2 separate regions of the Mus musculus genome follow, and region 2 is linked to region 1. A link is a contact called in ENCODE Hi-C or POLR2A ChIA-PET data. All regions are on one chromosome and are shown on one strand. Each heading gives the region's core, a stretch centred on a gene start or an enhancer-like site at or near the end of the contact. The rest is flanking DNA. Distances are from core to core; before and after follow the strand shown.

Region 1 (4,923 bases), core at 929-3,428:
ACACATTGCTTTTTTCCTTTATTATTAAGGTAGCTTTACCTAACCCAATTTTCAGTTTAAATATAACAGACACTTGAGAGCCATAGTAAAGAAAAATGGAGTTAAAAGCTAATAATCCAAGTTGCCCCAAGTTCTGACAAGTTAAAAGGACAATTTATTTTTAATAAATAAAAATAAAACAAGCTGTTAATTTGTAGAAGGTTGATTTGGGATTCATTATTTCCAGCTTAGAGTCAAACAATAAAAAAAGTTATGTGAGAATAAAAGACTTTGTAATAAGGTTTCTGGGGTACTTTTTCCACCGTGCACTGAGCACAACTATTCCCTCCTCTCTAACAACGTAAAACTACATTGGAATTCTTTAAGATCCAAATGATGAAAAAATATAGCAGGGTACATTTCTGTGGTTGTACAGAGAATCCTTTTACCAGCCAATCCTATCTCCCTCTGGGACAACCCCCCCGACCCCCGACCCCCGGAAGAGGTAAGAAAATTGAACAAACCTGGGCTCGAACTTCCAAAGGAAGCCTGGGAGAGTGAGAGAGAGAAAAGAAAACTGTGAGGTTGAATCCTGTAGCAAGGAAAAGGAGGCAGCGCAGGCAACAGGGCGCAGAGGGGGCGGAGCCGAGCGCTCCCAGGCAGCTGCCAAAAAGTGCAAGACGTAGCTTCGCTCCAATCGCTCCCGGCCCCTTTCGGGCCCCCTCTTGGCTGCCTCGCCTTCCTCCCCAAGTCCCCAGTGTACAAACTCGCAGACTCCGGACGAGGGCTGGAGTTGAAACGGGCAACTCCGAGACACCGTTTAGAGCTCGGCAAGTTACAAAGCCGGGAAGCCGAAGCCAGAGCTTACCCGGCTCGCAGCATCAATCCTTCATCCCGGGCATCTCACGAGTCCCCCGACTACAGCAGCTCACCCAGCTCTCCGCTGGCCCTAGAGCAACTCCTCGAAACGCAACCCCGTCCCCTAGGAGGGTCTCACCCTCTGAGACACACACACACAGCCTGCCCTTGGAGTGCGCGGGCGCCCCAACTCCAGGGTTTGTCGACTGCCCCAAGCGTAGGCCAGCTCGACCCTGACACTGGTCCCCAACCCAACGCGGGAGCACCCTCCCGCCCCCACCTCCCCACCCCCACCCACCAGCCGCTGAGGTCGGAGGAGCCGCGACCACTGAGTCTGGGACCAGCCGGGTCCTCCCCCGGGGGAGCGGTCGGTCCCCGGCCCGCCAGCTCGGCCCTAGCACACACAGCTCGCTCCTGCCCAGCCCCGGTGCTCCCATCACGCCGCCCCCTCCCCCAGCTTGCCCGTCCCAGGGGAGCCCGGTGCCCGGCAGCCCGGGTCGCCCGGTGCCCCCCCCCCCAAGTCCGGCCCGGGGTAAAGAGACTCTCGGGCCGCTCGGCGGGCGAGGGCGTCGAGGTGTGGGTCGGTCTCTGCGCCCGGGGACGCCGCACCTCGCAGGCTTCGGGGTAGAGAGTCCCGCTCCGCTCCCGCTGGCCTCGGAGCCCCCGGTCAGGAGAGGCGGCGGGCGGCCGGATTGCCGAGGGCCGGGTCGGCTCACTCCGGCGGGGCAGTGGCGCAGCCCGCTCTCCGCGCTGCATTCCAGCCGCCGACCGAGGATCGGCCGCTCTCCACCCACCCCGATCCCGGGAGGAGGCGCCGAGCGAACGGCGGCCCGCGTCAGCCGCCCCGGCCACGGCCCGGAGGCTACCCCGGCCCGAGGCTCGCCGCCGCCGCCCTCCGCCGCCCGGCCCCGCCGCCCGGCCCGGCCGGGGTCGGAGCCGCCGCGGCCTAGTCCCGAAGGGAGACCGCTCCCGCGCCCGCTCCCGCCCCTCCGGCAGCCTCGCCGCGCCTCGCCGCCGCCCCGCGCCCCCCATCCCCCGTCGCCGCCGCGCCGCCTTCCGAGGACCCGCGGGAGGAGCCGTGGCTCTCGGGCCGGCTGCGGGGCTTCGGAGGGCCGCCCGGCTCCCGCTCCAGCACGGCCGCCGCTGCCCGGTTTCTCCGCTCACCTCCGCCATATTGGTACCTTTAGGGCGAACGAGCAGCGCCGAGCCCAGTCCCCGGATGGGGCGCCTGAGCCAATCGCAGCCGCCGCCGCCGCTGCCGCCGCCGCGGCCCGCCAGGCACCCGCCCGGAGGCAGAGGCGGCTCGGCCCCTTATAGGGCAGGCCGGCCCGCGACGCCCCCGGCCCGCTCGCACACCCACGCCGTCCGGCGCTCCCGCGGCCGCCGCTCCTGCACGCGCCCGCCCCGCGCGCCCACGGCGCTCTGCCCCGGCTGGAGTAAAGTTCCAGCTGAACTGCGGGCGAGCGCGGGGACCGGCCGGTGGGTGCGGTGGGGGGGCCGGAGGGAGGGAGGGAGGGAGGGAGGGCGAGCCCGGGGCGGGGGAGGAAGGAGGGTGGCGGGAGACTCGGAGGAGGACTCGACGGACTTTCCCGAAGTGAGAAGAGTACGCGATGGCAAGTGAGCGAGCCGCTGATGGGCAAAAGAGGAGAGAGACCCGGACAGGAAGCAGGACGGCTAGGCACCTGCAGGAATGGAATGCGCATCGGCGTTCAGTGGCTTGGAGTGAACTGTGGAAGTAGACATTTGCCAGACAGGCTCTGGAAGATGATGGCAATTCAGAAGGCAGAAAGACTGACAGACGGAGCCAGACATGATGAGCGTGCTTGCGCGACATTCATAGCCTGTACACTTTTTTTTTTTTAAAGACCAGTTCTAGGAGTTATTAATCACAAATAGTCTAGAAGATGACCCGAAGATATACACTTGATAAACCTTTTAAAAAGCAGAGTGTCAAAGACCCTGAACCAAATTGCAAAAACTGCCTCTCACACCTACCTCGGGGGTAAATAAAAACAACATTGTTTGAGATTATACATACAATAAATGTGGTCTCCTGGATAAGTGGATACATGGAAGAGAGAGAGAGACTTAGCAGATGTATCTGTTTCTGCATAGGCTTCAAGAAATAATCCTGTGTATGAAAACAGATCCATGAGAAGATAATATACAAACAGGAAGGTGTGCTAAGACCTTACAGGGGCTTAGAGTGTCCGTGAAGACCAGAGCTCTCCTCCCAGATGCCTGCCAGGAGCTTGTAATAAATATTAATGGCAAAATGAGGTTTGCACTGTAGCTTCATAAATTTAAGCATTTTTAAGATGCTAAAACTTTTCATAACTTTAAACCTTAATTACACTGTTCAGGTTTGAGCCTAGGGTCTCCAATTCCCTCACTGGATGAGGATGGAGATGGGTTATGGGAAGAAGCAACGGTTACTTTTAAAGAGGATTACCAAGGCAAAAAAAAAAAAAAAATCAACCTAAAAACACGGGTAAAAGTTATTTATTCGTGGAAATTTTACAGAAGAAAAAAGTCACTCAACTTCAAAACATCCAAAAGACATGGAAAATTACACTTCCCCTACTGTGAATGATATCACAAACTTTTGTCCAATCAAATAACTCAAAAACAGGCTTGGCACATGTTGTCCCTACCATCTTCAACGAGGCGTTCAAAGTTGTAAAAGTTAAAAAACAAAACAAAACAAAAAACCCTGTGGCTTGAAATGGAGCAGAGTGACCAGGGTTAGTGAGGGGCAGTGCGCACCCACACCCTCTGATAAAGCCAGAAAGCACTGCTCAGCAGCTCGGCTCCAGCCAGGTAGCCAACAGCCTGCCCCTTATTTACATCATAAAAAAAAAAAAGTTTCATCCTACAAATTTATCACATCCTCACAAGTGTGGCCTTAGATTCTCCTGGCCAATTCTGAGAAATATATGGCCTTGCAGTTCTCCATGAACAGAGTAGTAAGGTTTCTTCAGGTTCTCTTGACATTTTGACAGCTTTGACGAATTGTATTGTATATAAGCAAAACTTGAAAAGGTAACCAGGGAGCCTGGGCTTAAATATTAGAGGTCTCAATTTTATCAAATCCATGAGCAAAATAACAAAATTTCAGAAAGCAGTCATGATAGAAATAGCAGCAGCTGCAACTTCTGCAAGTGTCTGTTTGCCTGGTTCTTAGAAACCTCATCAAACTCTCCACGAGTCTGGAAAGTCATTATCATACTCTCCAGTAGCAAGAGGTGCTTTTCCATCCACAGTTTGGGCAGAGCTCCAGCCGGTCTCCTTTATCACAGCCTGCACCAAGCTGGTGTAGGCTGCAGCTGCTTTGTCTCAGCATGGCCTAGAACGGTGGAGGCCTTTGCTGCCAGGGATGCCTGAACTTTAGGGTTGTTAAAATGGAGCCCTCTTTATAAACACGTTCACCTCTTCAATACCAGAGAAACTGTTCACCCCTAACTTCTTTAAGGAGAACTGCATTTTTTTTTTTTTAAATCATCTGTCAGTGGCTCCTTTCCCACCAATGCACAATTGGACCTACAGTTTTTTTCTGGTTCACGATCTTTCCTTTCATCTTGTTGGAGTAGAAATGGAGTCACACTGGGGACTAGGGGTTCATTTGGGGGAGGGGGGTTCTCAGGTAGACCAGCTGAGACAAAGCACACACAAGCCAGGACACGAGCCAGCAGCTCAAATTAGCAGATAAAGCAAACAGCTTTCCCACTGTTCATCACTAGAGAAAGACGTTTGCTACCCCACCTTCACCACCCCTATTCAATAAAGCTACATAGATGGATCTTTCATTCTTTTTAACAAGACTTCCAAGTGTTGGTTGGGATAAAATGTCCTTTCCTTCCCCTGACTTGAAATAAGTGTTTGTGTCATTGCTGCTTTACAGTACTTTGTCACTGAACAACAGGTGCCATTATATAGACGGTCCTACACGGGTGTCTATGACACAGACGTGCCTGCAGGTCAGACACTATATATAGGACCACCATGAAAGTCCATGTTCCCCAACGACTATGGGTAAAGTAATTCGTATAGGTGACAGATGGAGTGAGAACAAGGGAACTTAAAACT
Region 2 (4,923 bases), core at 1,585-4,084, 39 kb before region 1:
TTTGTGTTCTCTTCTCCAGTACTCCTTGATCCCCAGGTACTTCCACCTCCACCAGGAACCTCTCCAGTTTCACAGACAGCTGTGAAACCCTTGAGAAATGAGAGAGCAGAGAGCCCCCTTCTGTTTCCCCATTTCAGCCATTTTTTGTTTCTCAGTTCCCTTCATTTCCACCTGCAATATTTTCAACTACTTAGCCAGTCTTTCAACCTTTTTGAAACAAAATATACAAAAAAGAAACAGAAAATCCCCTCTAAGAGCAAAGCAAGGGGTATCCCAGTGATACAAGTCAAAAGAATTTTTTCCACTTGAAAAAAATAAAAACATTTCTTTGTCACCTGCCATTTCCTCTACATTTAAAATCAAATTTCTCGTTTTTTCCTTCTTGTGCCCAATAGGAGCCACTTGTAGCTGGTCTTGGCTACTTTGTGGGTTCTTCTTTTTCCTACCCTTTATTCTGTGCCCTAGTTTCACCCCTAAGAAGGATAGAGAGAAAGAGAGAAGACAGAGAGATCCTGGAATCTAATCTCTTTTCTATTATTTCTTCTTTGACCATATCTACTAACAAACTGTAACCAACCTCTCTAAATGACCAATGACTACACACCATGCCTCTTGGGGGCCTGTCTTAGGGTTTATTGTTATAAACAGACACCATGACCAAGACAACTCTTATAAAAGACAACACTTAATTGAGGATGGCTTACAGGTTCAGAGGCTCTGTCCATTATCATCAATTTGGAGCATGGCAGCTTCCAGCCAGGCATGGTGCAGAAGGAGCTGAGAGTTCATCTTCATCCAAAGAAAGTCAGGAGCAGATTGTCTTCCAAGTGGCTAAAAGAAGGTCTCAAAACCCACTTTGTGTCACAGTTCCTCCAACAAGGTCATACTTCCTAATTGTGCATATTCAAACCACCACAAGGCCCTCACATTTATATACCCTCAGAAAAGTTCCCAGAATTCCAAATGTCACACAATCGCAGAAACTATCTGCAGCTGGCAAAACCAGGCTTTTGCTAGAGCATGAGGCAAATCATGATCAGCTGATTCTGACAGGTCAAAGCAAGCCTGGAATTAAAACAAAAACACATTCTTTTTGGGTTGTTGTTTTTAGATTTATTATTTTTTTATTTCATGTATGTGAGTACACTTTCACTGTCTTCAGACATACCAGAAGAGGGCATCGGATCCCCATTACAGATGATTATAAGCCACCATGTGGTTGCTGGGAGTTGAACTCACGGTCTCTGGAAAAGCAGTCAGTGCTTTTAACTGCTGAGCCATCTCTCCAGCCTCCAAAACACATTCTTATAATATTTCTGTGTGCGTGTTTTTTTTTTCTTTTAAAAAGAAACCAAAGTTCCAGAATCTGTCGTGTGGACACCCGACCTATTGATACACATGGGTGCTGGCCCTGTGCATTGAGTGAGTTATTAAAGTTCTTTCAAATACCATCCATGGAGAAATGGCTTCCCACCTTCCATGAGGCTAGTATTTATCCAAAACTGGATAAAATAACATCAAACACAAGATTATAGACCCATATCTCTCATAATGCATATGCAAATTTTCTTTAAATATCTTACCAAAAGAACCCAGTAATATAAAGGATAATATAACATGATCATATTAATCCAATGACAGAAAGCTTAATGGTCACTTGGGGACTGGGAATGAAAGAATACATGAGAATGGTTAAAGAAAGGTTCTAACAGGATTTTGAAAGTGATGGATACATTTACAATCTTAATTTTGATTAGTGTATAGACAAAAGATTTATCAAATTGTTCACTTTAAGTGTGTGCGGTTTATCATACACCACTATGAAATATCATATACTATACCTTAAAAAGCTCCTTAAGAAAGCATTTTGTCTGGTAATCTTGCCTTCGGCTGTTTAGGAGAATGAAGTGCAAACAGGGCATTTTGTTCTTATGTCTATATATTCACAAATCACTTTAGTTAAGAACACTCATGCAGCTACCTTGGGATTCTGTTCCCAACATCCACATGGTCGCTCACAACCATTTATCCGGTTCCAGCGGACACCGTGGACACCAGATACCCACAAGGTGCACATATATACATGCAGGTAAATCACTAATACGCATAAACTAAATCAGTGTGTGTGTGCCTCTTTGAATGGGTTCGCTCGCTCTTAGAAGCGCCTGAGGTCCAGGCTAAGGCTGGAAATTGGCCGAGAAGAGTTCAGCTGAGTGGAGCCCATGAGAGTAGGGACTAAGCAGAGGCTGAGGACAGACGTTACAAGCAGCAGGCACAACCCTGGGAAAGAAACCAGGCGGCCCACGCCCAGGGAGCGTTCCTAGAGGCCAGGATGCCATGAAGTCCAGTGACTCTTCGCGCACAACCAAGATCGTTGTACCCATGAGAGCGCAAACGCACAGCGAGAGCAGGCTGCTCCAGCTCTGCGCGCCCGGGCTGCAGGAGCCTTGCGGTGTGGGACACCCTGGGCGGAGGCCCGGAGGGCGGGACAGCGCAGCCCGGCTCCTCCCTTAACTGAGCGGGGCGAGGATTCGACGCGCCTCTTCCACGCCTTCCTCCTCGCTGCACCACAGAGCAGCCTGCAGGGTGTGTGGGGGCGATGGCGCCGCTTCGTCCCCCCCAGAATGTGAGAAGCCTCACCTACAACCCGAAGTGAGAGGACGGAATGGCAGGACCTCACGACGTCACGCAGCCCTCGCTGCTGCCAAAGCTGTTACGCCCAGCCAATGGGCTGAGGCGGGCGGGCCGCGGAGGCGGAGCCTGAAGTACTTGAAGCCCCGGGATGCCCTGGGCTGACTCGAGCAAGCCTTGGGGGGGGCCGAGCCTGAGGTGGGTGGAGCCTGGGGGCTTCCAAAGTTCTGCGGTGGGCGGGCCTAAGAGGAGGAGCCTGAGGTGGGTGGAGCCTGGGACAACCCGAGGTTTAAGGCGAAAGGAACCTGAAGTGGGTGGAGCCCAAAGTAGGCGGAGCCCTGAGGCTGAGGGTCGCCGAGGGGGTTGGGGCTATTCGGTAACGCAGATGCCCACCTTACGGGGGCGGGACCTGTGTCCCCTTTCCCAGTGTGCGCCGCGCTGCTGGGTCTCACGCGCGCGCGCTTTTTTCCTTTAGTAACTCCGCCCTTACAAGGATGCTGCAAAGGAGCAAATAGAAACTTACAAAGTGGGGGTGTGGCCTTTCCTCAACCGGGACCTAGGAGTTTGAACTTCCTCGGAAAAGTCAAGGCTTAGTCTCATTAACGCGTAGAAAAGAGCAGAAAACCATGGATTGCTCGGGGTGGGTCGCCGTGGGCTGTGACGGCTGGCGTTTGTGAGCGTGCTGCTGATCTGCAGTCTATGCAGCGGAAGACTCGGCTGAAAGTGAGACAGACACAAGCGCCTTCCCGAAGCTTCACACTACGGAGACGTGAATTCGGGTGTGGCGTTACCTTAGAAATATCAAGAGAAAGTTTCTTCCTTTTTGTTCAGAAACAACAGTTTGTTAAAAAAAAAAAATAGTTCTGGAAGTAAGAGTGATATAGTCAAAGAAGAAATTACCACTCCCGGGAGAGACTATATGACAAGGGATGTGAATTTGGCTTAAGTTTGCCTTTGAAAAGGACACGCCTATGGGAAAAAGTGTTTACGAAGATTCTTATTTGAAAACATTCAAGTAGCTATTGAATGGTTCGAGGGAAAGCTGAGCTACGTGTCTGCTTCTGATCTTTCCGTTTACAGCTTTAGTACCTCGGGCACGTTCCCTAGCATTTCCATGCCCAAGTTTCTTTGCAAAAACAAAACAAAACAAAACGCATGTTGATGACTGGCTACTTGGATGCTCATGGTTGCGGGTTAGAGAACATTGACCTCTCCCAAAGAATTGCTTCTTCTAGGGTCTCAGTTTAGCATAGCTTAGTTCATTAAGGGCAATAACCCAGGAATCATCCAGAACTTTAGTCGATTGCTGCGTAGGAAACAGAAACTTTCAGATTCTTCAACACATTGCAAAAGACCCAAAGATAAAATTATTACAGGTGACGTTGTTCTAGGAACGTTACCAAAGGTTCCCCAGGCTCTATTTTTAAACGACCATAGTAAGCCATCAAATTTCTTGTGCTTCCAGAACCAGTTGAGTCAAAAAATCAACACCTTCTGAGAGTCCAGCATCAAAAGGTGAGACTGTTTGAAAATGGCTATCAACAACCAAATGGCTTTAAACCAGAAGACATTCGTTGTATGACCTTGGGTTTAGGTGTCTACAGGAAGATTTGTCTTGTCACTGAAGGATTGATACCCAAGAAACAGAATCTATGTATCCTGGTAAAAAGCTGTTAGTATTGCCAAAGATTGCTGGTCTAGCTCTGTAGTCAGAGTAAATAAAGATTTGAATTTGAAACCCAAGTTTTCAGACTTTTAATTTCATAATTAACCTTATAAATTACATTGTCTGTTAAAGTATGCTATAATGTGTGATGGAATAATTGCATTTATATGTAAGTACACTGTACCTGACTTCAGACACCGCAGAAGAGAGCATCAGATCTCATTACAGATGGTTGTGAGCTACCATGTAGTTGCTAGGATTTGAACTCAGAACCTTTGGAAGAGCAGCCAGTGCTCTTAACTGCTGAGCCATCTCTCCATCCCAATAAATGCATTTTTTGGTCATGAGACTTTCCCAATATATATTCATTTTCTCCTTTACCAGTTATAGAAAAAAACAGCATGAAGGTCAGATTCATTTGTTCTCACATAAATCTTCTATACTAGTCATTAGCAAAATACACTTTTAAAATAATATCCAAGGGATATCAAATTAGACTAAATAAATATATGCGTGTGGATATATATGTGTATATAACTTTGTAAAACTGAGTCTAAAGAATGTTGTTCATATTATCATTAAAATTTAGATTCTGCCTTCTCTATGGTCTGCTGGTTCTGTGCTTC

Evidence for each region. Hi-C counts contacts between places; a loop is a spot of excess contacts on that map. ChIA-PET counts read pairs that join two places held with the same protein, here RNA polymerase II (POLR2A).
Region 2: a map of heart shows a loop between it and region 1 (8-fold over the local background). The contact joins the enhancer-like site here to the promoter of Mier3 in region 1. A Hi-C loop is called at or near these places in 11 of 37 maps with a recorded cell type or tissue (gastrocnemius, heart, left cerebral cortex and 1 more). POLR2A ChIA-PET finds 5 or more read pairs at or near these places in 3 of 5 experiments (Patski and embryonic stem cell).

Annotation. Positions count from the first base shown.
Region 1 is chr13:111,683,433-111,688,355 of GRCm38, reverse strand. It overlaps Mier3 (MIER family member 3), which reads right to left and starts at 2,178. Exons shown (of 13, transcript NM_172593.3): 1 at 2,002-2,178; 2 at 504-528. The coding sequence starts at 2,010.
Region 2 is chr13:111,723,373-111,728,295 of GRCm38, reverse strand. It overlaps the pseudogene Gm15488. Among named protein-coding and RNA genes, the nearest start is that of Mier3, 40 kb to the right of the region's middle. Within about 2 kb of position 2,834, at least 3 of the 3 ENCODE cell types and tissues checked have a DNase peak (open chromatin) inside an H3K27ac peak, as active enhancers do; they include gastrocnemius, heart and left cerebral cortex, where a contact is called at or near this core.